Linked DNA regions of Homo sapiens: region 2 is linked to region 1. A link is an interaction called in ENCODE POLR2A ChIA-PET data of the cell type or tissue named here. Cell type or tissue: IMR-90. All regions are shown on one strand. Links, peaks and the distances in the headings refer to the core of each region. The heading gives the core; the rest is flanking DNA.

Region 1 (16,728 bases), core at 5,814-8,313:
TAGACACCACTTGCAGGACGAGCACCTTCTCCTTACAAATCCAGTGTCCAGGGTGACCACAGAGCTACAGCCCTGGGGAGCTACAGCCTCTGGGAATAAGCTCCAGACACAGTAAGAAGTAGAGGAGACCGGCTGATGCCAATGTGGGGCACTGTCTGCCCAGGTCCCAGGGCCCAGAGCATGGGGGCCACCCATGGATGAGAGAACATCTTTTCATCCGCTGGAAACTGGAGAATGAGACAGAGAAAGAATGTGGCAGGCTGGGGGGAGAGGCGCTTCTACTATACACTATCTATCTCTACTCCTCCCCCTCCCAGCCCCTTCACCCCCTTGAGGACATCATCCTTAAAATATATTTCATTTCACAGCTGCATTATGGTACCACAAAATCCCGGGAATCCAATTTAAGAACAGATTACCTCCTCACTTACTTCATTTGAAGCAATTACATGTTAATTTTCATTGAAACCAGCCTAATGCATACCAATCTGACGCTGCGATCTCATTTGAATACGTAAGGGAACATCCAGAGAGTTTGGGGGTGCCAGAGATTTATATTTAAAGGGCCACTTCATCATTCCTTTTGTTGGTGGGCTCTCATCTATTTCTGGTACCCTTTCCGTGGCTCTTGAGGACAGAAGTTCTCTCATGGTGAAATAAGAGCAGATAAGCTTTCTCCAAAACAGCAGTAGCTGTCCTTGGAGAGGAAGCCCGTGTTCCGAGGTTTCTTTCTTCTCTCTGCCATTTATGTGCTGTGCGATTGCGATGAAAACACCTCCACCTTGCTTTATCTTCCTTGCAAAGTCAAGATTTATTCTCTGCCATCTGCACAGGAGAGATGCAATGCCAAGTCCCAGCTTTTTCTCAGCCTCAATCCATGCTCAGCCCTCTCAAATTGTTGATTACCATATATTGTATTCCCAACCATTCACCTAAGGAGGAAATAGCTTTCTAGACAAGCCTTGTGCATTGATTGCAGCCACTGGTAATTAATAATACTCAGGGACTTTGGAATCAGCTGGTCTTTCAGTTTTAGAATAGGGAAGTTAAAAAAAAAAGCTTATCTGCTCAACTTACGCTTTTAAAATACTAAAGAAATTCATGTTTGAAGCTACCGCTTAATTAGATTGTAAGACTGTAAAGGACCCTGAAACTATTGTGAAGATGCAATATAAATGTGTTTTATATTATGTTGCAATTAATCTACTATGACATGGAGGCAGGCAGATGGGAGTGACAAGATTGATTTAATTCAAGTTAGCGCGGAGTCATTGGTCCCAAGGCAGCCCAAGTTCTTCTTCAGTTTTGAATTAGGTACTTGAGGGTATGAGCACAGACAAGGAACTGGACAGATACCTATAACTAACAGCTCAGTGTTGCCCTGAAGTAGGACAGGTGTCTGGGGTACTTTTTATTCTGTACAATGCTCATTTATTCAGCGCCCACTGTGTGCTTGTTCTTAGATTCAGAAACAGAGCAGTAAAGTATTTTTTAAGTGCTAAGCCCCTGTTCTCATGGAACTTACACAAACAAAACCCCAAATAAACAAATACATCAGAGAGTAAATCCAATGCAGACCAATAAATTCCTGTGTGGACAACAGGAAGTATGGAGAGGGGTACTATTTTATTTTTGGTATATCACATCAGCCCAACAGATTTTAGCCTGGGAAGAATCAAAGGGCCCGGTTGGTCTGCTTCTTTAGCATTGATTACATTAATGAAATTAATGCTTTATATATAAGAATATTTCAAAGCCCTTTGTCAAATCACAGCCCTTCACTTCTGAGAGCAAAGACTTGTCACTCCTTCCATCAGCAGAAGCTTAGCTTGGTATTGTCCATCACATGGCCAGGAAGCCAAGCAAGGTGGGGCACAGACTAGGGAGAGGGGCCCATGCTCAGAGTTTCCAGTCTGAAGACTGACACACTTTTCTAACCTTTTCAAACTCAATCAACTAGAGAAGAAACAAAAAGCAATGCTCCCTTCCCTTATGGAGACATTGGCAAACACTCTCTTTGTCTTCGTGTAGCAAGAATGAACAACATTTGCATTGCTAGAGGGTTAACTAGACTGGTAGAAAGCAGTTGCAATACAAAAAAACAATCATTTTAAATGAACACTCACGATTTCTAATAGAAATTTTCCAATGCAGAATTAGAAATGAATGTGAGTCATTCTGGAACTTTGGACTTCTATGACTTTGGGGGCTGATGAGAGTCTGCCTTGATCAAATGATGCCAGGAAATAGTCTCACCTCTTGAGAAAATATTAGCATAAGAAGCTCTGTGTTGTCCTCGATGGATAGTTTCCCCCTTACTTTTCTTCGACCTGGGCTCCTTGCAGAATTGTTCTTTCTTCCCTACACCTATATTTCATTCACTCATATTATTTTAATTAACTACACTAGTTTTCAAGTCTGCAAATGAGGATAGCATCACGGAAAGGGGCTGAGCCATCTGTTAGATGTGGTGAAGAAAGGTCTATAACTGTCATCCTCAGCAGAGCTCACGCTTTTGGCTGGATCTTAATAATCATGACTTGCATTTCCATGGCATATCACAATTTCCCAAACCTATGCATGCCTTCCTTCCATATCTCCTGGTGCTGGGCACTATGCTAGGTCCTTGAGGTAGAAGGAACACTCCTGCTCTGAATGATGTTAAGGACACCCTATAGTTACTACTATGAGGGTGGTTAAGTACAAGATGCAGTAAGAGTCCAGAGAAGAGGTGCGGGCACTCATGTATCTGTCCCCTTCATTTCCCAACATTCTCTGCCTTGCTCTGTATCCAGAAACTGCATTCCCTATAATTCCCAGGCTTCCTCTCCCTCTGGCTTCAGCACTGTCTTGGTCAATGGAAGAGTAGGAGAAAGTATCACCCCCCACTTCTGTTTGGGTACTATCTATGGGCAGTGTCTCCCAGTGGCTCCAGCCCCTACCTCCATGGTCCTAGCACTTGCTGGATTGGCCTGGCCCCTACTTAAAAGCAGTTTCTCACCCTGTGTCCCTCCAGCCCTATGGAGTGTGTGGAAGTGGGAATAGGGTAGTCAAGTCCACCATTGTTTACTCCCTTGGTTGCCTCACCCTCTCCTGGTAGGCTTCTCAGCCCTTGCATCACATGTGCAACCAAGTCCAACTACTGTTATACCTAGAGTGGTTTCTGACTGATACGGTGCCTAATCCAGGGAACTGGGAGAAAGGAGAAATGCTCAGAGAGACGCAGAGAAGGCCACACCTGAGCTGAGTTTAGAAGAAGCTATAGCAGTCAACCAATGGATGAATGGGGCAAAGAGCATTACAAGGAGGAGGATGAGCCTGTGTAAAGGCATTTTTAGGTTGTTTTGCTTATTTGCCCCAATAGAGAAAGGATCTTCCCAGGTTGAGAGCTGATGAAAGAGCAGGGCTCACCAGCCCTTGCCACATAGTGTGTGAATGATTTGCAGGTAAAGGCTCCTACAAGGTTTGAGTGATAATCAATGAAGGGAGAGGAACGCAACATCATCATTTTGTAAATTAAGCAAACATTAGAAAGACAAGGGCAAGTGGTCACAGAAACACTGAGTCATGGCTTATTCAATAGCTCCTGGGTCCCTGGCTGAATACCGAGGCTACTGTGCGTAGAACAGAGCATCACCATCCAGACTACGGCTGAGCCTCCTCCCACAGAGTCATCTCCTCTTTCCCAAATTCCTCTGGAAGTTTGTGTGTTCCTGACAGGAAAATGTTACCTATGTCTACCTTTCCTTTGTTTTCGGCCCTAATCTTATTGTATTTCTTTTCTTCAGCTTTCTTGGGGAATAATTGACAAATAAAACTTGTATATATTTAAGTTGTGCAATCTCATGTTTTCCCATTCATATACATTGTGAAATGATCACTGCAACCAGGCTAATTAACATGTCTATCACCTCGCCTCCTCACCATTTTCTTTTTCTTTTCTTTCCTTTGTGGTGAGGATACTTAAGATCCACTCTCAATATACTTCAAGTATACTATCCAGTACTGTTAACTGCAGTCACCAAGCTGTTCGTTAGATCTCCAGAATTACCCTACGTAACTGAAACTTTGTACCCGTTCACCAGCATCTCCCCATTCTCTCCCACTCCACCCACCCTAGGCAACCACTAGTCTACTCTGCTTTTATGAGTTGGATTTTTCTAGATCAACATATAAGTGAGATCATGCAGTGTTTGTCTTTCTACGTCTGACTTATTTCACTTAGCCTGAAGCCCTCCCCATTCATCCATGTTGCCGAAAATGTTACCATGGGATCTAGCAATCCCACTTGTGGGTATATATCCAAAGAAAATGAAATCACTATCCCAAAGGATTGTCCTCACTCCCATGTTCACTGCAGCATTAGTCACAATAGCTAAGATATGGAAGCAACCTAACTGTCCAACAACAGATGACTGGATAAAGAAAATGTAGGCATTTGTAGAATGTCTATGCCCCTGGAGCCTACCCGTGATACTGTGTGACCTGGAACCAGTCAGGCCACCTTTCCCAATTTAGGTTTCCTCATCTTAAAGAGGCTAAACTTGATGATCTCCAAGATCCTTCCCCCTAGAAACAACCTATTATTCTAGTTCGGAGTTTAAAATGCAAACATTAATTTCACATACTCTTCTCTGCCTTATAGGATCATGAGTGAGTTATCTGCAAATACAAAGCCAATGGCCAGGGGTATGGGAAAGGAAGGAAGGCAGGCAGCAAAGGAAAAAGGGCAGCAGCAAGTTGGGGAGAGCAGGGTTTTTATGAGACTGATATAATTACTGTCATAGTCTGAGTAGCTTCCCTCACTGAAAGTAACTTGCCAACTGCAATCCAACCAAGGCAGCCAACCAAGTGCCCTGCATTGCCCTCTCGTGGCTGATCAGAAAGGGACATTTAAGGAGGAGGACACTGGGTCGCAGGGGCCTAACCTGTGAGAGGCTTTCATAGGGGCAGAAAAGTGTTCGAAGTACTACCCAGCTCTCACTGCAGGAAGCCAACTGCCTTGATACATGCCTTGAACAACACTTGCTCTTTATTTTAAACACATTTTTAGATGTCATGTCAAAAGCAAGATAAGATCTTTTCAATAACATTCCATATTTACATCTCTTTTATTTTTTTAAACAAAAGCTTGCATCCGAATAGAAATAAATCTTCAAAAGACGCCTTTTAAAGAATCCATGGGAAAGAGAAAAATTTGTTGATGATGAAATAAGTTCAACTGTACAATATGAAAAAACATCCTTCCACAAGATGATGAAGAATGACATGAAAAGAAACAAAAAGCCTGGAGTCAGGTGGAAAGAGCCGCAGCATGGGTAAACTGAGGAATCAGCATGGAGCAGCCATCAGTGGGGCTGAAAGCTAGGGCCTGATGTTGACTTCTGTGCCCTTTCCTGTCTCTGAGCCCAGCCAGCCCTTTGTCTCTCTAGTCCTCCCAGGGCTTGGAAAGTGAGCCTTAGGATTGCATGGAGTCCTTCGAAGCACAACTGTACTCTGGAAAGAGACTGCTAAGGTGACTTTGGGGGTCTATATTTACTGCCTCTCAATCATTTCCAGATCCAATTGGCTTCATTGACAACCCAAGAAATGATTGTGTTAACTGCCTGGCACTGAGCACACCATCTGGGAGTGCCTCTCACATCCCAGCCAGTGGTGGAGGCATTTCAATCAGAGCTCATGGGGATCCAGGTTGATGAAGCGGGTGCGGCGAGAGAATCCAGTGCATGCCAGAGCTGTCGGGGTCTTCCATCCTAATGCAAGCAAACGCTTGTTTTGATCAGTAGGGTACACAGATCTGAAAGAGACCTAGAGGGAAAATGTGTACGTGGTGCACACAGACTGGCTTTCAGATACAGAGAATTAGAGTCAGGATGTTAAGATAGCTTTCCTCTTTGTGATCTCTGGATGAAAATACTATTTAAATGCAAATCACAGAGGCGTTCATTACAACCGTGGATATGATTCCAACATTATTTAAGAAGCAAGTCTCTAGTTGAATATCTTACCAACCACCCAGGAGAAGTGCCTCGCTGAGACTGGGCACGGGCTGCATGGAAGTGCCACAAGACTCGCAAGTAGAGCCTGCTCCCATCCTTAACCTGATCAAAGCAATCAGGTAGTGTGCATGATGTATGCATGTACGGAAAAATAAACACTTTGAGGGACGGGCCCAGCTATAAACAATACCTAGGAGAGGATGACTGGGAGGAGCTGCTTTCAGAATCTCACTGGGGTAGATTCTTTCTGTCTAAAAACATAAAAGATGGTCCAATAGGCCCAGCAGGAATTCAGATATCTTCCACGGCTTTTCTGGAGGTAACAAGACCCCCTCTGGCTGTTTCCCCAACTGTGACCAAGGAAGATTATCTCTGTGATCTTTAAAATAAGAAAACAGAGTTGGTGTTGTTTTCATTCAAAGCTAATCTGAATAGAAGCCCAGGGGTGCATTTGATCAGCAGCCTCTCCTGCTAATCCAGAAGACTTGCCATGTAATGTGTGTGTGTGTGTGTGTGTGTGTGTGTGTGTGTGTGTGTAAGTGTGCAGTCCCAGAAAATGTGTGTTAGACCAAAACAGCATTCGGTCCAAGTTTTGCCCTCTGAGAGCCCGGGGGGACGTCATGATTAGAGAGCGGGATGCCTTCTCTAGTGGAAGGCCGCCTCTTGGCTGCATTCAGTGTTGCCTACATAGTACTTGGCAGTACACACCCTCCCACTGGGAGTCTCGTTTTCTTGCTGTTGACTCCACCAGTCATTCCCATACCAAAGCTGAAACATCATTCTCTATCAAATCAGAGAAACACAAGAGATTCTCTAAGACTTCTCATTATTTACTAAGGGAATGGTTTCTGAAAATGTCTTTCTTCATTTTTTTCTTTCTTCCTTAGAAATTTTTCCCCTAAGAGTTGAGCTGTACCCTTCTGTGAAACATGTGTGCAAGAAGAGAACTAGGCTGAATAAAAGACACTAGTTTCTTTCATTTACCATTCAATGCCTTATAGTGGACAGGACAAATGGTGGCAAGACTGATTCAATTGTGGTCTGTTTAAGATGCTCCAATCTGCATAACACTGTCTTAGCCTGGGTCACACACCAATCCGAACTAGAATGCACCACATAAAGAAGGCTATGCATTTTGAGATGAGAAGAGAGAGATGGGGAAATATAGCTTGGCCTTCATTCAGGACAAATGGGAAAGGAAAAATGAGAGGGAGGGATGACCTTTTGTTGTATGGCAGAGCAGCTATTTGTAGTCTGAGTCATTTCTAGCCTCTGTTGAGAAAAGCAAAGTTTCTCTCTTCCTTTGCCAAACGCCTATGCGAGAATCAAACTGGTTTCCTTCTGCCTCAAGCACGAATCACTGACAACCTCGCCAGAAAATTCAAACTAGTGGTGAAGCATCTTTATTACTAACCAGGATTATGGAGACAGATCCAGCTTCCAAGTGGTGTTGATTGGTTAGAAGAAACGTATTCTATTTTACCTATTGTAGAATTTAGATAGGAAGTCATTTGGTGCGATGAATCTGAAGCCTAGCACTTATTTTTCTTTAGCTGACTTTGATGTCTGAGGAATCTACAACTGTTTTCAGGAGGTCAGTTCTTAAACTTTCACTGATCTTCCTAAAACAATCCCTATCTTACACAGGGCATACTGTGACACTGAGCAGCCATACTGGCTTGCTTAGGACTGCAGAGGACTGCAGCATCACGAATTGGAATTTGAGCTCCTCGATGCCTGATGCTTACCCTTGTGTCCAAACCTCTGTGTTGCATTAAAGCTGTATGAAGGCTTATGAAAAACAGTTCAGGATGATAGATCCCTTCTGTTCACTTATCTTGTGCTGAAAATTTTTTGACTGGAAGGCTTGTTTTGTTTTTGTTTTCTAAAACTTTTAAACATAGAGAGAAAGGAGATTAAAAAGTCAAGGAATCAAGAAAAAATATATATGTATATATAAAAAATACATATATTTATATATGTGCACATATATAAATACACACACAACACAAACGTACACACACATAGGCATGCACATAAATTTCTGGGGACTTCCTGCCACATGCATTGCTACCAAGGAGACTAGCCCGTTCTGTTTTAAACAGGGATTAAACTTTGGACCATAGTTTTCTTTCTCTCTGTCTCTTTTTTTTTTTTTTTTTTTTTTTTTTTTTTTTTTTTTTTTTTTTTTTGAGATAGGGCCTTGCTGTGTCACCCAGGCTTGTGTGCAGTGGCACAATCATGGCTCATTGTAGCTCTGACCTCCTGGTTTCAATCCTCTTGCCTTAGACTCTAAAGTAGCTGGGACTGCAGGTGCACACATCACCATGCCTTTTATTTTTATTATAAAAATATTTTTTAAAATTTTTTAAATTTTATTTTTAGTAGAGATGAGGTCTCTCTATGTTGCCCAGGCTGGTCTCGAACATCTGAGCTCAAGTGATCCTCCCACCTCAGCCTCACAAAGTGTTGGAATTACAGGCATCAGCCACCATGCTTGGCCTAAGTTTTACTTCTCTTGTGACAGAAAGTGAGAATTCATATGCTATGTGAATAGAGAAGTTCAATAAAAACTCTGTGTTGATTCATTGAAATTTTGAACATATATTTAGAAATAACAGTATATTTTAATGTAATTTTCAAATAAAAATCCTTGTCTCTAAGTTATCTTTTGCCATAAAATTTCAACCAAACATGGATATGATTGAAAGCATTTGCAGTGAAGCCCTTCAGCCAAAAATGGAAAGGCATTAAGCCCCATGCCACAGGGCAACGTGATATTAGGAATATACTCAGTGCATACCTCCAGTCCACTGGATCACACTTCAGCCATATGTCGACAATTCAGTTCTCCGGAGAGGCAACTGTCCTTGGCAGAGATAAGACATGCAGAAACTTTGAAGACCATATTATTTCCTAAGTGTTTTGGTGCCAGGAAAACCAAAATTATGGAAAGAAGAGTGCATTATTCACTTATGTAATCATTCATTCATTTGTTCAGCAAATACTTTTTGAGCATCAAATCTGCACCAAGCAAAGTTCTAGCCACTGGGGTATAGCACACAAAAGACAGGGCATAGGCCCTCCCCTCCTGGAGCCTATGCACTACTCAGAAGAGAAACAGGAAGAAAAAAGATGCAAGTTTATTGCAGAGAGCAGTAAGTTCTCCGAAGACAACACACAGGGCATTGGGCTAGAGTTGAGCCCAAGTGAAAGGTTGTTATGTCTTTAAGGAAGTCCATTTTGAGGAGGTAACATTTGTCCTGAAACCCAAATGGTAAGCAGGAGCCTGTCAGGTGGAGGACTGGGGGACAGAAGAGGGGAGAACCAGGCAAATTGTAAGTCAGGAATGGAAACCCAAACATCTTATGTCCTCACTCATAAGTGGGAACTAAGCTATGAGGATGCCAAAGGCACAAGAATGATACAATGGACTTTGGGATTTGGAAGAAAGAGTGGGAGGGAGGTGAGGGATAAAAGACTACACATTGGGTACAGTACACAATGCTGTGCACACTCAGTGTGCTGAGAGAGGAGAAAATGTGGCGTCCCGGAGCCGAGAGGAGAGCAGCATGGCTGGCCAAGAGGCCCAGTGGGACACAGTGGACATGGAGGTGAGGGGAAAGTAGGGGCTAACTCGTGTAGGTCTTGACACCTTGATAAGTAGACTGGATTTTAAGTATGAAAGGTTCTAAGCAGGGGAGCAATATAATAGAAGATTCATGTTTTAAAAATATTTAATTTTTTTCCTTATAAACAACAGAAATTTATTTATCATTGTCCTGGAGGCTAGGACATCCAAGATTAAGGTGCTGGCAGATTCAGGGTCTGGTTGGGCCCCACTGCCCGGTTTATGGATGGCACATTCTCGCTGTGTCCTCACATGGTGGAAGGGGTGAGGGAGAGGATGTAGAGAAATGGGAATGCTTTTACACTGTTGGTGGGAGTGTAAATTAGTTCATTGATTGTGGAAGACAGTGTGGCAATTCCTCAAGGATCTAGAACTAGAAATACCATTTGACCCAGCAATCCCATTACTGGGTATATAACTAAAAGATAAATCATTCTACTATAAAGACACATGCACACGTATGTTTATTGCAGCACTGTTCACAATAGCAAAGACTTGGAACTAACCCAAATACCCATCAATGATAGACTGGATAAAGAAAATGTGGCACATATTCACCATGGAACACTATGCAGCCATAAAAAAGGATGAGTTCATGTCCTTTGGAGAAATATGGATGAAGCTGGAAACCATCATTCTCAGCAAACTAACAGAAGAACAGAAAACCAAACACTGCATGTTCTCACTCATAAGTGGGAGTTGAACAATGAGAACACATGGACACAAGGAGGGGAACATCACACACTGGGGCCTGTCAGGGGCTGGTGAGTGGGGGTAAGGATGGCATTAGGAGAAATATCTAACGTAGATGATGAGTTGATGGGTGCAGCAAACCACAATGGCACATGTATACCTATGTAAAAAACCTGCACATCCTGCATATGTACCCCAGAACTTAAAGTATAATAATAATAAAAATATTTGAATTTTTTTTAAATTTTTTATTTCAATAGGTTTTTCGGGGACAGGTGACATTCGGTTTCATGGATACGTTCTTTAGTGGTGATTTCTGAGATTTTGGTGCACCAATCACCCGAACAGTGTACACTGCATGCAATGTGTAGTCTTTTGTTCCTCGCCCCGCCACCCTTCCTCCCAAGTCCCCAGAGTCCATTGTATCATTCTTATGCCTTTGCGTCCTCAGAGTTTAGCTCCCACTTATGAGTGAGAACATATGATGTCTGTTTTTCCGCTCCTGAGTTACTTCACTTAAAATAATGGCCTCCAATTCCATCCAGGTTGCTACAAATGGCACTATTTCATTCCTTAAAAATATGTTTTTGCCTTTCTTTTGGAGAACAGAGTATCAAGGGAAAGTCAAGATAACAAAGAGGTCAGCTAGGAGGCTCATGCAGCTATTGTCGTTTTGATGACAGCGGATTAAACTAAAGCCTGTTGAAATAGAGGTAAAGGTATGAAGTGGGGATATATTTTGGAAGTTCACTCAACAAAATGTGTGAATCGATTAGAAACAATGGATATTACGAGATGGGGAGGAAAGATAAAGGAGGGATAAAGTTTGTATGCGGCATTTTGGTGTGAGCAACAACGTGGAAGGTGGTGTCCTTTATTGAGAAGGAGTAGGCATCATTAACAAGGTTTGAGTAAAACAAAATGATCATTATATGTTTGTGTGGGACTTTCTATCAGATCACTATACCTATAAGTCAGGAACTCAGTGGAGATGTTGGAGCAAAGATATCAATTTATGAAAGAGATTCCAGGTGTGTACATGCAGACAGGGTACAGAAGACATAGGATGAAGTCTTTAGCATGACAACATTCAAGATGGTGTAGTGCACCATGCAGAGCTTAGAAAAGCTGGACAAAGAAAACTAGGGAGTTATGTGTCATGGAAGTCAAGAACATTAGGAACAATGAGAACATATCATAGATTGTTCCCATGATACATTGCTGCACAGTAAGCTGCCGTTAACTCATTCAAAAAAAGTAAAAGTCAGGCACAGTGGCTCATGTCAGTAATCTGAGCACTTTTGGAGACCAAGGCAGGGGGATCACTTGACCCTAGGAGTTTGAGACCAGCCTGGGTAACAAAGTGAAACACTGTCTTTACAAAAAAAATTTTTTTAAATAAAGGAAAAAAAAAGATTAGCCAGGCATAGTGGTGCACCTCTACTTCTAGCTACTCAGGAGGCTGAGGAGGGAGGATCTCTTGAGCTTGGGGAGTTGAGGCTGCAGTGGGTTCTGACCATACCACTGTACTCCAGCCTAGGCAACAGACTGAAACCCTGTCTCAAAAAAAAAAAAAAAAAAAAAAAAAAAAAGGATAAATCTTTTACTTGAACTACCATTCTACATTAGCCCATTGCAGGTCACATGAAAACTTCAAGATGTTACAAATCCTTGAGAAAAGTTAGTTTTGTGTTGTGTGAAACTGACTTGACTGGAAATCAGAAGAGGACTCTATGTAGGGAGTAGCTGACAGTCCCAATGCCTCTGCGTCTTTCTTTTGGCCAGGGGTAACATCCATGAGAACGGGTCTCTATTCTAACCACAAGGGCTAATACAGTGCCTGGCTAATAAATGTACACTGAATGAAAAAAGGCATATGTCTGGGAGTTTTACATGCCTTTTATGGATTTTTTTTTAAACAAAAAGATTCTTAGAGTGAAAGGAGAACTCAGCTTTTTCTCAAGCTTTCACAAAGACCGGCACTAAAATAATCACTAAAATAATCTAGGTACATGCTTCCTAACCCAGTTGTGACTATCTATGGCTAAATGATCACGCTCAGGGAATTAAACATCGCAGCTCAATGGCAGTACACCTCTGGGCTTTTCACAGGCAGCGAAGAGTCATCAAAGACATCCGAGGCATTGCCAGAACACCTGGGAAGGGATGCTGTGTGAGTCTAAGATGTATCATCACGATCACCCGAGCCCTGGACTTTTAACATTTTAAATAAACTCAGTTCTGCCTGAGTTTGTTTAAACTCTGCAGATAGCTTATAGGTAGGCTGTGGGTACAGACAGATGGGATGCCAAAGACAGAGGAAGCTGTGCAAATGCCAAGTGGCCAGAGCAGTGACCAACCTGGACACCTCCTGCTGGGTACTTTGTTTACTAATCTCCTGTTCTTGGCAGCTCCTTTGGCGTGGTCACGTGGCTTCTCCACATGGAGCTGCTTAATTGCTTCCTGCGGAGAGTTTGACCATTTTAATCCAGATGGCTCAAATCTCCTTGGCACCGACCAAGCTGCCCCTTTCCCAGATAAAGCCCAGTTGTCTCATTACCTCTGAATGGTCCCCCTTTAGACAAACTCTCCAATGACTTCCATCTTGGAAAAGCTAAGTTGAAATATCATACAAAAGGCAAAGGAAAGAGAGGGCGGGAAGAGAGGGAGCCGTGTTGGTATCACTCCCCTTTCCCTTTTCATTTCTGGAATATGAATGTGTTCATTTATAACTCAACATTCAAACTAATTGTTAGCTGAAGGCTTTCAAGTAAAAATGTAGGTCAAGCAATATTATGTGGGATAATGGCAATTGTTTCAGCTTCAGGGAACATGTAAGTAATTGAACCTCACTATTTCACTGACTTATTACAGACCAATATCCACCCTGGTTGCCACGGAGCCCATGATCCCAGGCCACCCTCAAATTGACTTAGGTTTAAGCTTCCCTTGCTGAGCTGGGCCTGGGATTACAGCAGGGACTTGGCAGGCTGGTGGAGGGAGTTACAAGGTTCTCTATCTCTGCCTCCCTCCCACACATGCACAGGTGCCATCTAGAACATCCCCTCTTTCTCGATATGGAAACAATCTTTAGGTTAAAACGGAGAAGATGGTTAGAGTGAAGGTGGACCTCAAGCCAATGTCTGCCAGCATGAAGCAGACAGCAAGGCTGCATGATGACAGAAGCCTGCAGTGTCAGCCAACCAATCTGAGAAAAGTGCCTGGGACCCCCAGCCTGGAGAGTCAACTCATGACAATTAAGGACAATTAGTCACGTGGTCTGGCTGCTGCAGTGCCTAAGTCTCATACTGACCCTGGAAACAGGATCAACGCTTCTCTGCTGCCTGCTGGGGTTTTGTCTCTTCCCACTGTTTTCTCCATTCCTCCTGCTTACCGTGGTCTTCCTCTGGTTCCTTTCTCCCACCTCTTCTTTCTTTCTCCACTTCCTAATGGGCCTCTTTACTATGCTCCTCTTCCCTTTCTTTTGATTTCTCTTCTCATGTTTCTCTCCCAATCATTGAATTTTAATAGCTCTCTTTTCTACAGTTTTCTGAGCTAACAGTACTACTATATTAATAAGCAGACATATTTATTTATTCTGAACCTACCAGTGTTCCACACCCTTGGGAATTTTCTATGTTCCAAGTTTATTCATCTGGAGATACGGGGCATGGTTTCAGGAAACGGCGTTCCATCTTAAGCCATGTTCAGACTTCAGGTCTCAACTCGTGCTCCTTCAGCTGTGCGTGTTGGAGCTTTGGGTGAATCCTTCCACCCACTGGGAGGAAAGTGATGGGGATGTGGGTCAGATAGGGTGAGCTGACACAGTGAACCTGAGGTCTCCTCACGGTGAAAGAAGGAGGACATTGTGAAAGCTCATCAGAGATGGGCTTCCTTGTTTGACTCAAATGTTGCCCTCCTCATTTGGCTTCCCATGAAATATATATATATATATATATATATATATATATATATATATATATATATATATATACATATGTATATATGGAGAGAGAGAGAGGATCTCCCTGTGTTACTCAGGCTGGAGTAATTACAGTAATTACAGTGCCACAATCACAGCTCACTGCAGCCTTGACCTCTCAGGCTCAAGTGATCTTCCTGCCTCAGCCTCCTAGGTAGCTGGAACTACAGGCATGTACCACCATGCTCAGATAATTTATTTTTTTTCTTTTCTTTTTGTAGAAATGGGGTCCCACTATGTTGCCCAGGCCGGTCTCATACAATCCTCCCTCTTTGTCCTCCTGAGTAGCTGGGACTAAAAGCATGCACTACCACACCCATTATTATTATTATGATTATTACTATTAGTTATTATTATTTTTGGTGGGGGGGGGTCCCACTATGTTTCCCAGGCTGGTCTCGGAATCCTGGGCTCAAGCAATCCTCCTGCCTTGGCCTCCCAAAGTGCTGGAATTAGAGATGTGAGTCACTGCACCTGGCTGAAATCAATTTTTAAAGAGCTAGGGTATTTTTGTATCTTTTACTACTTTATAAGATATAAACTTTACGAAAAAAATACATGAACAGGAAGGATGCAAGGAAAGAAGATGGGACGGGGGAAAATGGAGGGAGGAAGGGGAGGAAGGAAGGAAGGAGGGAAATTATCCTATAATCTCATCACTCAAAAATTTCTACTGTAAATATTTTGGTACATAGCCTCATGCGGCACAGCCTGTTGCATGCACCATAACAGATCCACTTTGACATAAAGATGCCCCAGCTCTTAAGGCACACAGATTCTCTTCTTAGGATTACTTCTTTCTAGTGCAACAAACACATCCTAGGTGCCAGGAGTTGTGCCTTGCACAACTGGGAATAGAACAACAACAACGAAAAACACAGTCCCGGTCTGCATCAGATATACTCTGTAGAATGACCTTCCTAAACAACACACATACAAGTTGGTGTATACCATACGCATAACTTCAAATGTGGTCCTGCTACTAATAGACTATTTGAAGTTCAGAGGTGCTATGCCTAGGTCTGCTGATGAAGGCCACTTGAAGGGACAGCAAGGGAGAGGACAGGCATTTGCCCACCCTCTGTTGTGTGTCAGGCTCCTTGCTCTGCATTTTCATCTGCACCACGTCATTTAACCCTCCAGCCTGGGAAGACCTTTAGAGGTAAGGAAATTAAGTCTCGGAAGAATTAAGTGTCTTGACTAAATTCACAGCCACTCAGTGGTACAGTTGAGACACGAATCCAGGAGGCAAAATATGCACACTACCTTCCCTTTTAGGGTTAAGTATCTACATGCAGAAGCTGCAGAAATCTCAGGAAAGGAAAGAGCAGGTGCCATAGGTATCTTCCCTCCTTGTTGTCACCTGCCCCAGCCATATGTAACTGAATTAGCAACAACGTAACAATATAACCTGAAGCTCACTTAATAGTTTTGCACTAAATAATACATTAAAATAAATAAATTATCCAGACAAACTGTAGGAATACGAAAAGGCATTTTCACATGATTGCAAATCTCAACGTTCCTAAGCTGGAGACTGTATTTGTAGTGGTGTGCTCCACAGCAACAAAATGCCCGAGATTAGAAATGCCAGCGCAATAGCAAAGGGAAAATTGGCTGTAGCTAAGAATCACATTCCTTCTGTACATTTTATTTGGAGCCACCGTGGACCCCAAAGATGGTAGAAGGGCCTGATTCCAATCTGGCAGGGACGATGTGCCAATTGGTATCAGTCTGTCCAATCTGTCTTACATAAGCCTGGAGAGAGGCCGGTGAGGAGGAGGTGCTGCCTGCGCCTGTGTGCGCCCAGGCGGTCACCTCCAGAAACATCTGCCCCTGCGGTTCCACAATAGGCATGGTAGGGATGAAATGAAGGCCGGCCCTGGCATCAGTTGCTTTTCTATGGGGCCAATTTGCAATGTAGATGCCACAGGCTCCCTGAGGCCCTGAGGAACCTGTGGCCTTTCCAGTCCAATTTGGCTCTGTTGTGCTCAGTTCGGAAAAGTTGCACTTGGTTTAATGCCTCAACAAGAGGCATTTGATGTGTGCGAGCACCTGTAACTGTTGGGGCAGGCTGCTGTGCCAGGAACAGGGAAGACAGGCTCCACACAGCTTGCAGATTGGGAGCAAGGGGGCTGTCTAAGGTCAGTGTGGGCTCATGGGGCACTCCCAGAAATGCATGGCATCTCTCCCCTCAGGAAGCATCCTTCCGAAAAGTTATGCAAATGGGTGATCTGTACTACAAAGTGGGGCAGAGGGAAATTCCATTAGGAAGACCAATGAGAAAACTACTCCAGTGTATAGATAGCAAAACTCTTCCACACTGTGGAAAATAACCAGTTGACAACACCTGAATTCTTTAAGGTCAGAAAGATACCTTGCTACCTGCTTATAAGAAGAAGGGATATTTTCCCATCTCTTCT
Region 2 (16,728 bases), core at 8,056-10,555, 55 kb after region 1:
TAATTTGTTACAGCAAGCATGGGAAACTAACACAGATCCTACAGAAAACTAAAATGAGAAAGTCATCAGTCTCCATCATAAAAATTTATGAATCAACCTATAGAAGGGTCCAGATGAATATCCAGCTAGCTCTAATACAGGGATGGCTGACAACAATAAAGACGTAAGCAAAATGCAAAAGCCTTGGAACAGTTCCTCAGGTGGAGGAGACTGAGAAAGATTCACAGAGAGCAGAGCATTTGGAAGAAGTAGAGGCACAGAAATGACCAGCACATTCTGAGAAGAAGACACTGTTCAAATGGAGGAACATGAAATTCATGGTGCTGAAAAGGGTTGGAAGGGGGATGATAATGACAAAGAGATAAAATTAGAATGTTAGAGTAGGCATCATGTTAGAGGTATTCTAGTGATTTTCAAATTGTGCTTCATGGGAGACATGGAGAACTAAAAATATTGAATACAACTGGTCTAGTCTACACTCCCCACAACCCCAATTTACATTGGAAAAAAAATAAAGACTTACCAAGGATGCACAGGCATACACAAAGAAAGGCTGTATAGCATGGCTATTGGCATCAGACGGATGTGAATTCAAATGAAGCAAGTCCACGTGCTCACAGATAAGTTTCTGTACCTTTCTGAGTTTAATGTAAGCAATAAAGATAAGAGCACCTGCTTCACCCAATTGTTACGATGAACTAATGTATGTCACATGCCTACACAGTTCTTTAAACTTAACCAAGTACCCAGTAACAGAAAGTAAGCAAGTAGGAAAAGTCAGGATTAGAACCCATGATTTATCATCTTTCATTTTTCCACTACCAGGCTAGAAAAGTTAGGTTCCAATCAGAATTTAAATTCTTGAATGGCATGTCAAGGGTTTCTAACTTTATGAGTTTTAATTCATAGAATAATTATAAAATACGAGATACTGTAACCTAGATCTGTCTTCTAAACATCATTATCTAGTGGTAGAAAGATATGAACAATCATATGAACAAGATATGAAGTGAGAAGAGAGACAGTGTGGAATCTGGTGCAGGAGATTCTAGTAATGAGATGAGGAAGCCCTGGTTAACTCTGCTATAAGAAGCATATTCTACACGCTGTGCCTTTTTGCCCTGAGATGATGTTTGAGGAGACAGAAAACTAGCCAAGCACAAATGATTACTCAACAGCAGGAAAATGTTGCATGTATGTGGTGAGGAGTTGGGGGCAGCCTAATTATGCACGGATGTTCCAGAAAGGACATCTACACTTGGCATCTCTTCTGAGAGAGCTGGTCATGAAATGTCACAATGTTCAATGTCTGGGAATGCATGCAATGTTTACAAAGCCTGCTTTCATGATTCCTGGTGATCCGGACAGCCAGCTGTAGGAGTTTCCCCAAGAGTCACATGCCCTGCACTCCTGTGCACAGACAAACCAGTGGAATGTGCCATTCCCCTAACCTCTTCCTGTGAGAGCAGAGGCAAATGTGATCTTTGAATCTTAACATACACACACATCCTTGTCAGTGTGACAATAAATCCATAATATTGCGCTGGATTTTTAAACAGAAATGAGGAAACACGGGTAAAATGAATCATGTTCTGGAAAACCAATGAAATGCAGTGGTTGTTTGAAATGTTTATTCATTTAAAATAATGAGGTATGATGTTCTGACCCATAACCCCAGGCCATGGTCACTTACACTGCCTCCCCTATGGAAAGTGAAGTTGTTAGCCTGAAGAACAATTAAATGGACTGGAACCATGGGGTTCAAAGAGTAGAGATCAGTTAGTCTTCTCTGCCTGCTACTCTGGCTATTTTCAGGTTTGTTTCCTGCACTGTGTGATCCAGGGCTTTAGTGAGGCTCATTTTAAATCATCCGAAATCCCATGGCTTCAAATCCCTTCCCTTAAAGAAGTCACTACATTGTAGGAGGCCTCACTATTAACTCTTCATTGCTGACAGTCACCTTGAATGTGTCTTTGCTCAATTCTTTCCCATTATTCACTCTTGTACCTTTTGGATAATGAGAGATTGGGTTTGACATATATTCCATATTTCAATGCATGTAACATGTACCTAACTTAATGGCAATTTCACAATTATATACACACTGACACACAAATACACATATATATATGTAACTTTGCTAAATTGCAGTTGTTAGGATAGATAGATAGGTAGATAGATAGATTAGATCTCCTTACCCAAGTCTATATATGGGCTTCTGAACCCCAAATTATTTGCAATATGTGATCCTATGCATTTTGTTTTCCAGAGAAAGAAAGAATTTTTATCAGATTCTTAAAGAGAGTGTGCAACCCACAAAAGACTCACTCTTACCTTTCTTCCTTTCTCTCCTCCTTTCTTTCTCTCTCATCTCCCCTTCTTGTGCTTTTCTGCCTCCTCCTCTCTTCCTCACACTGCTTTTCCAACATGATGTCCCTCCTCACTTTCCCTTGTTGAGTTAGCTTTTAGAGGGAATGGTGTGGTGCCCACGTGCTAAAGTACACAGCACCCTGCTCCTTAACTTTGTGTTGCTTTGTGGGTCATGTTAAGTGTGTTTTAACAGATTCTGACTCTCTGGAGAGTTGACTAAAAGCTTAGAGAGGGTGAAGATGGTGAGAGGAGCTGGCTTATCACAAGTGCTATGTCTGCCTCTTTTTGTAGAGGAGATGAAGTGGAGACAGACTCACATACCAGGATTCCTAATTGTGTTCCCTCTCCAGGCAGGGGAAAGAAGGACACGTCTGTCCATTCCTTACTGCTCTTGAGCCAAAGAACAAAGAGAATCTGGACAAAGAGCAATTCCACCTCAGTCCTTCCACATCAGTATTAAACTTGTAAAATGATTGAAGTCTAAGTCTGAAATAACTGCACAATTAGGGCACCGGAGGGTGGGGAGACACACGATTCCAGTAGCTTTTCAGGCTCTGCTGGCTCAGTGCATCTCTGAACAGGGTACTGTAAAATTGGAATCCACCACTATTTTGATTATTCCTTATCTATATTGCCCTCTGGCCTTCCACCCTCTCATTAATAGACGGAGAAGTCACACCAGCTGATTTTTCAGGGCCTTCCCATTTCCAGCTTTGTGGGATTATCACACTTCTGGAAGAATCCAGCTTCCAAAATGACCTTCTCCATGGCTGTCCGTTAATCTGACTTTGCTATTCCTACTGCCATAGGCTAAATGTTTGTGTCCCCAAATTCATGCATTGAAATTTAATCTCCAATGCAAGGGTATTTGGAGGAGGAGCATTTCGGAGGTAATTAGGTAAGGAGAGTAGAGACTTCCCAGAGGCTCCCAAAAGGGAGAGGAGAGTCCCCTTGCCCCTTCTACCACATGAGGACACAGGAGAAGACAGCCATCTGCAAACCAAGAGGAGGGCCCTCACCAGACACAGAACCTGATGAGACATTGATCTTGAACTTCATAGCTTCCAGAGCTGTGAAAAAGAGATGTCTGTTGTTTTAACCTACCCAGTCTATGGTATTTTGCTCTAGGAGCCCAAAAAGTCTAAAACACTGACCTTTCTCCCAAGCCCCTGAGCTTTCCTTTCGAAAGCCCCACCCATCCTGCCTGGTATCCACTCCCACAAATAAACAAGAGACTGAGAACCCTGGCCTTCCATTTCTTTGTATAATTTACTCCATGGAGTTTCTACTATTCAATAAAGGACTTCATTTCTATTGACTTGCAAAGACCACACATTTCAAGTGCAGCCAAAACAAATCAATGTCATATGAGCCGAACACATTCCTCTAACTATTCCAAAGAGCTAATGATTCTGAAGTCTTCTCACTGTGTATATTTTGGTTAGGGCTGGCTACATCCTGTCTGATTACAAGAATATCTACAATCCTAAATAGCTATGCATAATGTTTGTGGCCCAACATACTTTTATTTTTTTTAGAGTGAAGTCTTGTTGAAAGATTCCCTTCCTTGCAAATATTCCCAATTTCACTCCTTACTACTCAAATAAAAAAAAAAAAGCCTATCTCTTCCATCATATTCTTCAGCAACTTGATGCTTAGTCAAAGTTCCTTTTATAAAATCTCAATTAGTTAGACATTCTGAACTGGACCATTAAAGAAGTGCTGTAGAATGAGCTTCAGGAGTTTTCACTTTGCTGTCTGAAACTAGCTGGGTCAGCACCTGCCAAATCTATTCTTGGCTCTGGCTTGCATGATTAGCCCCCTCACTTTCCCAAGCTTGAAAATATAAAAACAAACAGAAATTACTATGTCACACCACTCCTCTTCCATACTCAGCTGGAACATCTTTGAGGCAGGTTTACTGTTACTGACCTCAGGGTAAATTTTTTGCACCTGGGGTGGTAAATTACTTCCAAGTGAGGCAAAACCAGATGGCCTCAACTTTCCTGGAGTTGATTAGAGTGACTGTACCTGCTTCAGAAGTCTACCAATCACACAGCGGAGTTTGATTTACCATGGTAACTCCTCAGCCAGTGGCTTCTGCATGGTTAGTGGAAGATGTTGAATCTACCAATTAAAACTAGCAAATGATACCCCCTATCTGATCCACACACACACACGCACTCACATCACTTGTTCCTAAGTGCCCACACACAGCCAGCTGCTGCTGAACAAAAGAAAATTTTTAAAAAAATCTTTAAAAAATGGAGCTCCTGCTTGGTGACATACAGAATAATAAAGCAGGTTTGTGACCCTTCTGGCACAATTTCCTGCCACACAAATACAGAAGATGCTTGAACTGTATAACTGCCTGAGGTCTCCTGTGACATTCATCTCCACTTGGCAAGGATGCCCAGGAACATAGGAGAAGGGCAATTTTCCCACTCATGAGTTATCAAATATCTCCTAAGTTAGGCGTGTAAATTCAGTGTTCTGTTATTATCAGATGCTATTAGATCACCATGCATTATCCCTCTCCGGTTTATCATTCAATACAATTCAATTTATTTCTGTTCAATTCAATTTGATTCAATCTAACTCAATTTAATTTAACACATTCATTAGCCACACACTCTATTAGGTATAAGCTGGTATGAAAATTAATAGTTAAACACAACCCTTCTTCACAAGAAACCTAAAATAATTTATCAGCCAGGGTTTGAGGGACCTTTATAATTGCAATATGAAAGATGCTAAACATCAGTGAGTGTAATACCTAAGGTGTTGATAAAGACATTTAGATGACTTTGATTTATTGGCCATTCTATTAGAACGTACACAAAAAATATGCCAATGCTAAGCAAAATGTTATTTATGTATGACACAAAACAGCTGATAACTGCTATGAGATGCTTTACTTTTACATTTCTTTACTTCTTAGATAGTGAACTTATCTTAGTGTGTGACTATCTTGATTTTTGAACAAAAATTGCAACTAGAATGGGTATTTTTTGAAGGACAAAGGAAAAGAAGAAATAGAAAAAAATTGTGCTGCAGCACTACTATATCTTCAATGCAGCATTAACAGTAAAACAAATAAAAATCTAGCAGCATTTTAGCATGCATTCACAAAATGCCATCTTAAAATCACTTAGATCTTCATTATTTTTTCAACATAGCAAAAGTGTTTGCTTTTGCAGATGCTCTAACACAAACATTCACATTCTAGACCAATAAAAATCACAATCATTTGCAGTTATGACCACTAACACCATTTGTAGACATGTAAAATCAAAAAAGATTAATCACACTATATGAAGCAGGAAATACACTGATTTCTGAATCATTCTGCAAACTCAGGTCTAGACCCTCATGAAAAGATAACACAAGCAGAGCCTGCAACCGCACAGAGATTGCAAATCCTAAAGAAACTCCAGGTAGTATACTATTTCTGTGACTGCAAGTCAAAGTCTGTGTTTGATTTTCTATGAGTGGTTTCCACCAATAACATGTGACAGAGTCGAAAGTTTTTTGCATGGCTCCATATTTCTGTATTTATTGTGCGTGTTTACCAACAGCAAAATGTTATTTACAACCTCCTTTCATCAGCGGAGGACAGCAGTTCCAATATTCCAGTTTCTCTCACTGCTATGTTCCATTAAATGTGGATACAACCTCTGTTCATAGCGCAGTAACAATCAAAATTTAGGAAGACTTTACTCTAGGGCAGACTTGCTTTAAAAAAAAGTATTTTGGAGGATAATGTCTCCTTGTCTTCAGCCTCGAATGCACCAGGTAAACGGAGCACCCCTTGCCTACACAATTTCATTGCCCGTTCCCTAAACAGGAAAGAGACTTGTAATAAGACACTTAAGTGTTGAAAGAATCTAGAACGAAGCCCAGGGGGTGGATGTATTGTAACTTTGGGAAGACGTATAATGCCAAAGTGTGGTCTTCGTGTTGAGGCAGCACGCCTGGGTTTTGGCCTGAAGAGGCAGTTCTGCCACTCAACCTGGGGCCTATGTCTCATGTGGAGGGAAGAATCCCCTCCTGGATGCACACTGCTTGAGATATGAGCTTGTCTAGAGGAAGCTGGGGGATCCTGGAGAGCTACAGGTATCTAGAGGACAGGAGGGTCTCTAATCTGGAAGAAATAGGCACCTCCCTCAAAAGGCTGCAGGAGGGACTCCAGAGAACCCATTGCAGGAGGGGAGTCCATGAGGCACTGTGTAGCTTGGTGTGTGGCTGAGGAATGGAGCTGGGAATCAGTGGGGAAAGAACTGAATAACAAATTTGGGAATCCTTGACATAAATACCCTGAAGAAACAAACCAGGCTCTGAGGCTGATGCAGAGCTCGTGGCAGGGGGTGATGGGGGGTGGTGTGGGGCGGGGGAGGATTCGAAGGGCTCTCAAGTGGAGTCCATGGGAACTGGTCACAAAGCACCTACCCCAGTGCATACTTGGATGTTTGGTTTGGGGTAGACATCAGCTTGGCTTGAGTAGTGAGGTTCTGTTTCTCAATTTATAGGACTGCTAACCTAGGATCTGAACTTGAGTTCAGCCGGTACCACACACTTACTGGGAAAGTCACTTGACGGGTTTAGGGTCAGTTTCTTCATTTCAAAATACAAAGAATGTGTCAATCGGTCAACAGACAGTCCCTAAGGCCTCGCCCTGCTCTCTAGTTCTATGACTTGAGGAAAGGTAAACACCTGAAGCACTGTTACTTGGAGGCAGCAAATGCGTCTCTACATTTCATCTTCCTTTGTGGAGGCCAGACTCTCAGAGGCGGCCCTGAGCTGGGCTGGCCATGAGGAGAGGAGGGTGAGGAGGATCCAGGTTGTTGGGCTGCTGAACCACCTGGCCCGTGAATCCCATGTGTCCGACAAGCTCCTCTCTACAAAGAGGCAAGTGTTAGACTAGGGTGAGGGGACAACCAAAAGGGAAGGTGGAGGCCCAGAGGCTGCTTCTAGGCTATGAGGAAGAAGGGATGGTCAAGGCAGGAATGGAAGAAGGGAGAAAGCACCAGAGTGGGGTTTCTTTTCTGTCTATATTGGTTTTTTAAGCTAGAAAGGATAATCTTAAAACTTTTGTGAAAGGAGTTCTTAAACAGAGTTTGCACGCTTGATACCACCAGCACACTGAATTCCCTCTCACTCCTCCTCTACTTCACATTTTCACAATATCTATCACACACATTGTGGGAAACATTGGCTTAATTTCATTCAATATAGAGCAAGTACCCACTGTGCACCCTGCTTCCTACGTTTGAAATGCACAGGTTGTGCATCTACAACAAGGTTCAAACAAGAGGATTCAGGCCCTGGGCTGTGATCCTATTGGTTTCGTGATGTTCTGGAAGTCAGTATGTCTCAGACTCAGCGAAGAAGGCAACTTCCTGTTTTAGGTGGCTTGCTAAATAAAATCTTCTCTTCCTTTCTGAACTCCCTGCCCCAGCCAAACCCACACAAAATAAGGGAAGAGAAACATACTAAGAATAGGAACTTGAATAATCCCTGAAAGATAGCAAGCAGAGAGAACCAACCATGGCAAGTGCCCATGTCAAGAGGGGGATGAAAGTCTCGAGATGGTTGGAAGCAACACAGCATTAGTCATCTCATTGCAGTGGGAGAAGTCAGAAAGGCTAAATCTCTACACCAAACAGAAAGACATGGAGTGCATGGCTTAAGGCTAGGAAGGAGACTTAATCCGCTTCGCAGGGCAGAGTTCTCAAGGCAGGTGACATTGGGAGGATCAAGGACTCACCACAGCCAGGACCAGAGCACTGCCCCATAGCACATTCCACGCCTTCCCCATTTTTACCGAAACCAGCACACATTCCAGCAGCAGCACCTCCCGCCCACTTCCTCCATCAGAATGCAAGGACAGGCAACAAGCAGACAAATGGTCATTCAGCGTTACAGAGATGGGTTCAATCCAGAATCACCAAACATTTCACAAAGAACGCCACCATGAACATCAAATAAAGAAACAAAATAAAAGAGGCTCAACAGACAGAACAACTCAAATCAGAGGGATCAGAGCTAACAGGGAAAGGAGAATAGGACTGTATATGTAGGTTTCATGTCCACAGAGAGATAAAAAAATATTTCAGTCATGAACAAGGCTAGGAGTTATGAGACAAGCACAGACTTGTGAAAAAGGACCCAAGTAGAGATCTTGGAAATGAGAAGCCACTGGGCAATGGTCTTAGGTCAAAATGATCACAAAATGAGGTAGAGGAAGCTGATGAGGCACAAACAAACCAAAAAACAACCAACAGCGCCAGTGAGAGAAGTCCCCAGCTGCAGGATATTTTGAGTAAGGGAAAGAAAGATGTTGAGAAAAAAACACGCGGAGTCTAGGCCCACTTCAAAATCCAACTAAGATGTTTCTTTAGGGTCTACTATGTTTGTGTGATTCCCCTCACAAATTAAGCATCTGCAGTGTCCCCTCCAGAGACCATGAAGGAGAAGACAGGATTCAAGAGAAAACACTAAGGATGCAGAAGTACAGAGGAAAGGAAGGGGCAGCACAGCTCAGAGGAACATGAAGTGTTTGGCGAAAGGGGACTCGTGGTGGACACTCATGTTGGGAGGAGTAGGAAAAATTGCAAGTATTTATTTTCAAAGATGTTTTCTTAAAAACTAGGCAACTGAAAGGACATTACTACAATTCTTGAAAATATAAACACACAGCTGAATCTGTTTGACAAAGTAGGACAAGAAAATCAGGGAAGAAGTTTTTGCACTACCACATCACATTGCTAAAACATGCCTGAGAGTGAAAACGAACTAGATTTATATCTGCATTTCTAGAAACCTAAAAAAAAAAAATCCAAAATACACCGTATATTTTAGACTTAATCTCTGACAATATTTACTGCATTGTGTCTGTTCTCTTTCTTTTCTTTTTTCTTTTCCTTTACAGCTGAGCACACAATCAGATAGCTCAAGTATGATAAGCACCCGATTGAGGCTAAACATTTGCTCTTTTTTGCACGCCAAATGATTTCCATCTTTGCCTCAATTGTGTTAAGTTTATGAAACCTATGTTTTTTATCACTGGTATCAGCACTTTCATTTTTCTGTGGGGGAAGAATGCAGTGAAGTATTCAAACAATCGTACTAACACTGCTATACGACAAAGCAGGCGGCGCCCCTGGAACCAAGAAGCTGTCTGGTGGGCAGCACAGCTGGTGGTGACTCATTCATCAAGGCGACACACAAGGCTAGGCTTGGCATTTGCAAAGTGGTTTCCGTGGAGTGCACTGGGGGATTTGTGGACTGTGCAAGAGTTGAACATACAAAGGTTGAGGATCATCTCTGTGGGTGTAAGAATTTGGCTAACAGTGAAATAGGGGCAGGCTAAATGAAGAAATGACAGAGTTTGACAATGTAACAAACTGTCAGGCAAGGTGGGTTGAGAAGAGCAAGAAAAGACAGAAGCATAATTTTAGTGTTCAAAGATATAAGATTCCCTGAGTCCAAGAGAGTCTGATTCTCCTTGTCTCTCCATTCATTGATTAATTCATTCATTGACGTATTCATTCATGTATTCATTGCCTCATCCTAAATATCAAAGATTACCTCCTATATGCATTATTAATCTCTGCCTTCAGGGAGCTTACATTTTAGTGGGGAAGATGAAATATCAGGTGATATGGCAGATGATCTATGCTAGGAGCTATCAAGCTATTTTTAGGTATTGGACATCTCTCTGCCAATGAACTGCTACATTGAAAATTTATCAATGTATACAAGTGGAGCTGCTATTTTGGGGATAGGGGATGACGTGTAGGAACTCAGAATGTAGTCTTGCTCTCTTTCTCATAGCCATTCTCTCTCTCTCCTCCCTTCACCCTCCTTCTCTCTTCCCTTTTTAAATCATCAAAGTTTGGAATACAAGTATACTACAGTCATGGTTTGGTATTTACTGAATAAAAATAAACACTTTTAATTCTTAATTTTACAATGGGAGGAGTTTATCATTTCCAATTAATCTGCCTACTGCAAAAATGAATTATTCCTCAATTGAAACCTGCTCATGAGAATTTCCCACTGTCCCACACCTCATACTTTTCTACCTGAACACACAGCTGCCTTCCTCCTCAGGAACCATGGAAAACTTGGAATATTCTAACGTAGAACTACAGTGAGGAGTGGCATTTATCCAGCAGCTTCTGAGTGCCGAGTTCTGTGCTAGATGCTTAAAACAGGTCATCTCATATGATCTTCACTTACAAGCCTGCCAAGGACAGATTATAAGAGAACTGTGTGGAGACAGAAGCTCAGAGAGGCACAGGGCCCAAGGCCACCCAATTCCTGAAAGAGACGGGATTCAAACCCACATCCTCCTAGGTCTTATGTGCACACTACCACTGCCTCCTGGCCTTTGTACTGCTTTGATGGTTCTCTCTCTCTCTCTCTGTCTCTCTCTCTCACTCTCGCTCTCTCTCTCTCTCACACACACATGCACACGCACACACACCTCTTTGCTTGGAAATACCCTCTCCTGATGTTAAGCACTTTCAAAATGCACGTTTACTGTCTCCTCCTCCCTGCCTGTCGTCCCAGGCTGCAGCTGCCACTCCTGATGCCACAGGGTTAATGTGCCAAAAAGCTGTTTTTCCTCTACTCTAATAAACATGTTTCTATTCATTTGCAAGTTGGTGTGTTTGTTTATTTGATGGGCTCATACTATTTGAGTATGCCCAGATAATGTGTTAACCCCTCTGACGCTAGGGCTCTCCAAGTGCCAGCCTCAGCCCTGGGCATGCCGGCCTCACCATGCTCAGGGCTAGTCCCAAGGGAGAGGCAGTGTCTTTGAGAGGTGAAACATGGAGGTGAGTGGGGTGAGCACCATAATTGGAACAGCTGCGTTCATTATCCTAAAACAAATTTAGTGCCAATAAAAGGTGTTCAAGTGAGAAGATTTAAGAATGAAGATTGACAGTCAAAGAAACAGCCACATATGATCCAACCTCAAGGCCAGCCCCATCCTTTGCAATCTGCCTCACTCCATTCCAATGCCATGTAGGCATTCAGCTTTCTGCTGGCAATGTAGATGTAACAGTGGTTTTCAAAAGCTGGAATCCACTTCCTACTGCAACCTCACACCAAGCCCTTGGAATGCCTCACCAGTACCACCGTTTCCTCCCTTGACCCCTCCCTTAACCACAGATAATTCATTCTGAGCTACACTCCAGGCAGGAAGGGTGTCTGATCATTTTCCATGTCCTCCATCTCAATTCCATCATCTAAGGGAATTATGTGCCTAGATTTGCTATAAACTAGATGGATACTTGGGTTAGCTTTTGGAATGCCACCAGTACTCCCTCAAGAGATTCACTTTTTCAATTCAAGATTGATAATGCTTATAAATCTCAAGTTCATAAGTTAGTATATCCCCTGCTGCCCCTCCTTTCTCTTTCTTTGGGTCTAGATTGACTGTATTCTATATTTACAATATGGAATACACTCTATTCTACCAGCTACCAGTATAGTCAAGAAGATGCTGACATTCCTTTAACTCATTGAGAGCTAACTCTGCCTCCATCCATCTGCCTCTCCCTAACATGGGAATTTGCTCTGGGCTCTTCAGAAGAAGGATTTCACATTAAAGTGTATTCACAATGATTTGGCTATTTTCACTGAATAGGACTACGAATCAGAATCCACTGTGCCCATCCAGTAGTAAGCGCAGACAAATGGCATTATAGCTAAATCTACAGCTTCGTTTAAAGAAGAAAACCCAGTCAAGACTCTAAGGTGCTAATCCTGAGTCTCCTGTGGAGTCCACACAGCTTGGCTATATAGCAAATCTCAGGCCCTTTTGAGACAGCAGGCTAAAACTGCACTGTGGAAACAATATTTTGATTTATTTTGTTTGTTTTTCTTTGAGACAGTCTCACTCTTTTGCCCAGGCTGGAGTACCGTGGCATAATCTTGACTCACTGCAACCTCTACCTCTCAGGCTCAAGTGATTCTCCTGCCTCAGCCTCTGGAGTAGCTGGGACTATAGACGTGTGTCACCACATCTGGCAAATTTTGTATTTTTAGTATAGATGAGATTTCACCACGTTGATCAGGCTGGTCTTGAACTCCTGGGCTCAAGAGATCCGCCCACCCTGGCCTCCCAAAGTGCCGGGATTACAGTTGTCAGCCACCGCACCCAGCGACTTTTTTATTGGGTGACCACTACATCTGCTACTGTAAATAGACCCTAAGGTCCAGTGATACTACTCTAGTGGAGAATTGGCTGCTGATCCTGGAAGGAAACCCACCAATTAGGGTAATCAGCACAAAAAAATAAAGAACCTACATTAAGTGCCTTCTGCTTTAGAAAACACCTGGATTCATCACACAAGATGGAACAAACAAGATAAATCCTCTATTTGAGTATTTGAAGCAAGAATTCACTTAATTTTGCAAGAAATTTATTTGAGAGGTTGGGTAGTAGATGAAGAAAGAGTAGTTCATCCTCATTTTTTCATGTTATTTCACCCTGATAAGGTCTGCCTCCTGTCCTCATTAATCCCTCTACATTCCCCAATCCAAGGAAAACACCTAACAGCTTGGTATAGAATTTCAGAATTCTTTTCCTTTGCATTATGAAAGAGACTAGAGAGTCTCTGTAGCATGAGTTTGTTTGGTGACTAGATGCTCTTTTCTCCTAGCCTTGGTGAGGTAAGAAGAGCAGCTGTGAGAATTAACAAGACCAGAGTTCTGTGCCTGGATCCGTTCTTCATCTATGGGTGACCTCACAAGTCCTCTGCCTCAATTCTGTCACCGAAAGAATGACCATTTTACCTGGTCAGGCCCTGGCATCGGGTAAGCCTCGGATCAAATCTCATCTCCATCACTTGTCAGGTGGGTGACCTTGGACACATTACTCAATCTCTCTAAGCCTGTGTCTTCATTGGTAAAGGAGGACAATGACAGCTACCCCCTGATAAGGCCATTGCAAGCATTATGCTGAATCATGCATGCCCAGGGCTGAGATGCTCATCATTTTTGTTGTGATCGGTATACCACAGCAACTAGTGAGGTTGATGAAATGCAAGGAAAATGCAGTGGAAAGCTATCAAACACTGTACAAACAAGATGGGTAGCACTACAAAAGCAGTATTTTGTTGTTGTTGTTTCATTATTGTTATTCTACCTCTTAGTTTAGGTCCATTTTAGAGTGACAAGAGACACCATGAGAAAAAAAAATCCAGGGATTCCTTCTTTTACTTATGGGGAGCTTTGACATAATTGAGAAATATATGTTTGTGAAACATTACTAAAAGGTTAAATGAGCATTTACACACACACACACACACACACACACACACAGTGAGCCTGGAAAATACGTTTGTGAAGAGATAATTGATTCTACTATTCCACTTGCCCCCTAGAAAAAAGAAAGGGAGAATGAGGGAATCCCCAAATCAAATAACATTCCCTTCAAATACAAAACTTGGAGCGAATAAGCAATTGACTTTCCCATTTGGTGCCTTAATTCCTGTCTGTTAGATTTCCTGCTGTTTCTTGCCGGAAAATGTTATTATCTATCACTCTTCTGGAATGAACAGGGTGGAGTACATCTCTCTGAATCTCACTCTCCCTCTTCCTTGCCCTGATAAGCATGGCAGAGCTGGGGGCTGTTGACAGGATTCACATTTTCAACTGATAAAGTGCCATTTACACTATGAATGCCAAAAGAGTGGTGGGTAGTGGTACTCAAACATCACTGTCTAAGGGGGGAAATAGACCAGGACTCCCAAACTTAGAGAGAATGCCGGAATGCTGGTGTCCAAGAACATAAAAAGGAGGAAGGGAAAAAGGGAGAGTTCCAATTAGCATTCATGTCAGTTATTCCTGGTGAAATTGTGGGATCACAGCTTTGTGGATTAAGGATTAAGAGCAAATTTGGCTTTGTAAATCTCCCTCCTTGGGATAAATATCTGTTGAGGATTTTCTAAACCAGTCACATATTTCTTTAACACCCCAATATTTTTACTTTCCTTTAATAATTAGCTTCTATATAAAAGGCCTGTTTGCAATTTTTTTTGCCCTACATTTTAGAGGTAAAATGTCCACTGCCAATTTAATTAGTTCTCTTGCCTCCCACCTGTCTCTGACCTGGCAGATGAGCAATGGACCAACTAGTAACATCCCTCAGTGAGCTCACTGGTCAGTCTGGGCCCATTATTCTGCCAGCTTCCACAGAACTGGATCCAATCTTCAGGGATCATGGTGCAATAAGCAACCAGCTTTGATGCATTCTCCACAGTCTTTTCTGAAATAGACTCAGCACTTGATAAAGCTCACATATGGCTTTGTTCCTCACATTCCGGATCAGAACTGTAGACGGAGTAGTTAGATGAGCAGTGAGGAGTGGCCAGGGCTTAGCCAGCATTCTACTGACACTGCTGTCTAAGGGGTCCTCCTGGGGAGGAGGGGGCTCTTGGCATCCTGTGCCAGTCCTGCCAGCAGCTTGTCAGCCTGACCATCATTAGGGGCTGCTGGTCCAGGCAGTCGGAGCCTGGGGGACTGGAGACACAGGAAAATATTAAGTGATATGCCAAGAAGGATAAGGCTCCCTGTGGCCAAAAATCTTACTTCCTTCCCTCCTGGTCACTGTAGACACTTGGTATCCCAGCAATTCCAGAACCCACACGGAGTGAAAATATAAGAAAAATATAAGCAGTTGAGACTGCGGATTCAAGATCCAGATTCCATCATTCTGAACCCTGACTTTAACACAGAGTAGTCATGTCATAATCTCTCAGGGCCTCAGTTTTCTCATTTATAAAATCAGGATAATAATGGTACCTGCTTCACAGGGTTACTCTAAGGATTAAATGAGCTAATATCTGTGAAGCAGTCAGAACGGTGTCTGGCATAAAAAAAAATCATCGTCATATGTTACAAATAAATAAAGGTAGGCACTATCTGTATTTTTCCACCAGTGTGACTGAGACTTTGAGAGATTAAGTTACTCGACCAAAGTCACAGGGTTACAATTCAAACTGACATGTATCTGACTCCACAGGGAAAATCCTTAACCAAGGAGCAAGGCATCTGTCTTTACCAAGGTCAGCCAACCCACTGGCACCAAGACATCCTTTCCACCACCCCCGACTTGCTGCAGGGCTCAGATTTCATCAAGTCCTCTTTATCAAGTTCCTATTACAAGGCAGGCATAGTTATGCAGAAGAAGAACCAGACAAGGCTGGAGGCAAGACATGTAAGTATGAAAAGAAAACTGCCAGAAGCAGGCAAATAAGGCCAAAAGAGAAGAGACACCAGCCAGCCCTGCAAGCTCCGCCTCTGCCTCTGCTCTCGACACACTGGCCCTGCAGGTGTCTGTGTGCCCCACATCTGGTGGCCTGGGCACCTTTTGCTCACAGGCAGTTCTCTATCTTGCCCTTCCCTAGCTGCCTCCTTTTCATCCTCATGGAGCTTCCAGATGCCCCAATCTAGGCTTTGCCGCCATAAACCCTCTCAGAGCACGCACCTCTCCTTGGAAGTACAGATCTCAATTGGAAGCCATTATTTGTGTAATTGCATGTTTTCGCCTGTCTCCCCACTTCATGGTAAGATCTGTGAAGGCAGGGGCAGTTTCTCTCTTTCCCCACAGTGAACACAGTGCCTGCTATACAAAAAAATCATTTGCCCAGCCCCTTTCCCCCCAACTTTGTTAGGAATCAATTTCAGGAATTTCCAGAGCAAGAAAATCCTCGTAGGGGTGGGCTGGTTCACAGGGCTCTGAGGACCAGCCATGGAAGGTTCTGCTGCTGCAGGACAGAGCTGTGCTCCCAGGCTGCTCTCAGGGCCCTGGCTGTGAATTTCTCTAACTTCCCTCTCCAGCTGCTTGACCCTGGCTGGGTAACTATTAGCTTGCCTTTCAGCAACGCATAGCAATACGAGAAAGAGAAGCTCATCCCTCCTACCTCACCCTTCTCCCTTCCCCAGTCCCCTGCCAGCATTTTCTCTCTAAACCCTAAAGTCACCCAACTGTGTCATGCTGCCAGTGGCCTCAGTTAGGTAAATGCCACTGAGCAAATTTCCGACTGCCTTTTGGGATAGCCTAAGTCTGAAATTCAGTAAAGGTCAGTGGGAAAGCTGGGAGAGAGACACTGCATCTTTCAGAATCACCTGCTCAGGAGGCTGCAGATCTTTGTGTATCAAAAACTGTTGGAAGGGCCCCCCACCCAGCAAAGGAGACTCTCAAAAATGAGACATCAGTTTTCCCTAGAAAGTGGCTCCTCCTCCATCAAATCAGAGACATGTCTGACCGGCAAAAACCTTGGTGGCCATCCTCATGACTGAGCTAGACTGAAATGTCCCTCCTTGCTTTGTCTTTTC

Evidence for each region. Peaks named below come from ENCODE experiments on the same cell type or tissue, not always from the same donor. Only the 100,000 strongest peaks of a DNase experiment are listed, where the experiment ranks them.
Region 2: POLR2A ChIA-PET joins it to region 1 with 6 read pairs; 3 of 35 experiments call an interaction of 5 or more read pairs at or near these places.

The regions. Positions count from the first base shown.
Region 1 is chr11:132,102,527-132,119,254 of GRCh38, reverse strand. The region is part of intron 2 of NTM (neurotrimin); the gene reads right to left. Among named protein-coding and RNA genes, the nearest start is that of NTM-IT, 170 kb to the left of the region's middle. In IMR-90, for the core only: no CTCF peak of the experiment used is centred there; DNase peaks (open chromatin) are centred at 6,734 and 7,284; H3K27ac peaks cover 1,697 bases.
Region 2 is chr11:132,049,756-132,066,483 of GRCh38, reverse strand. All of the region lies in intron 2 of NTM (neurotrimin), which reads right to left. Among named protein-coding and RNA genes, the nearest start is that of NTM-AS3, 160 kb to the right of the region's middle. In IMR-90, for the core only: no CTCF peak of the experiment used is centred there; a DNase peak (open chromatin) is centred at 9,603; H3K4me3 peaks cover 160 bases; H3K27ac peaks cover 1,581 bases.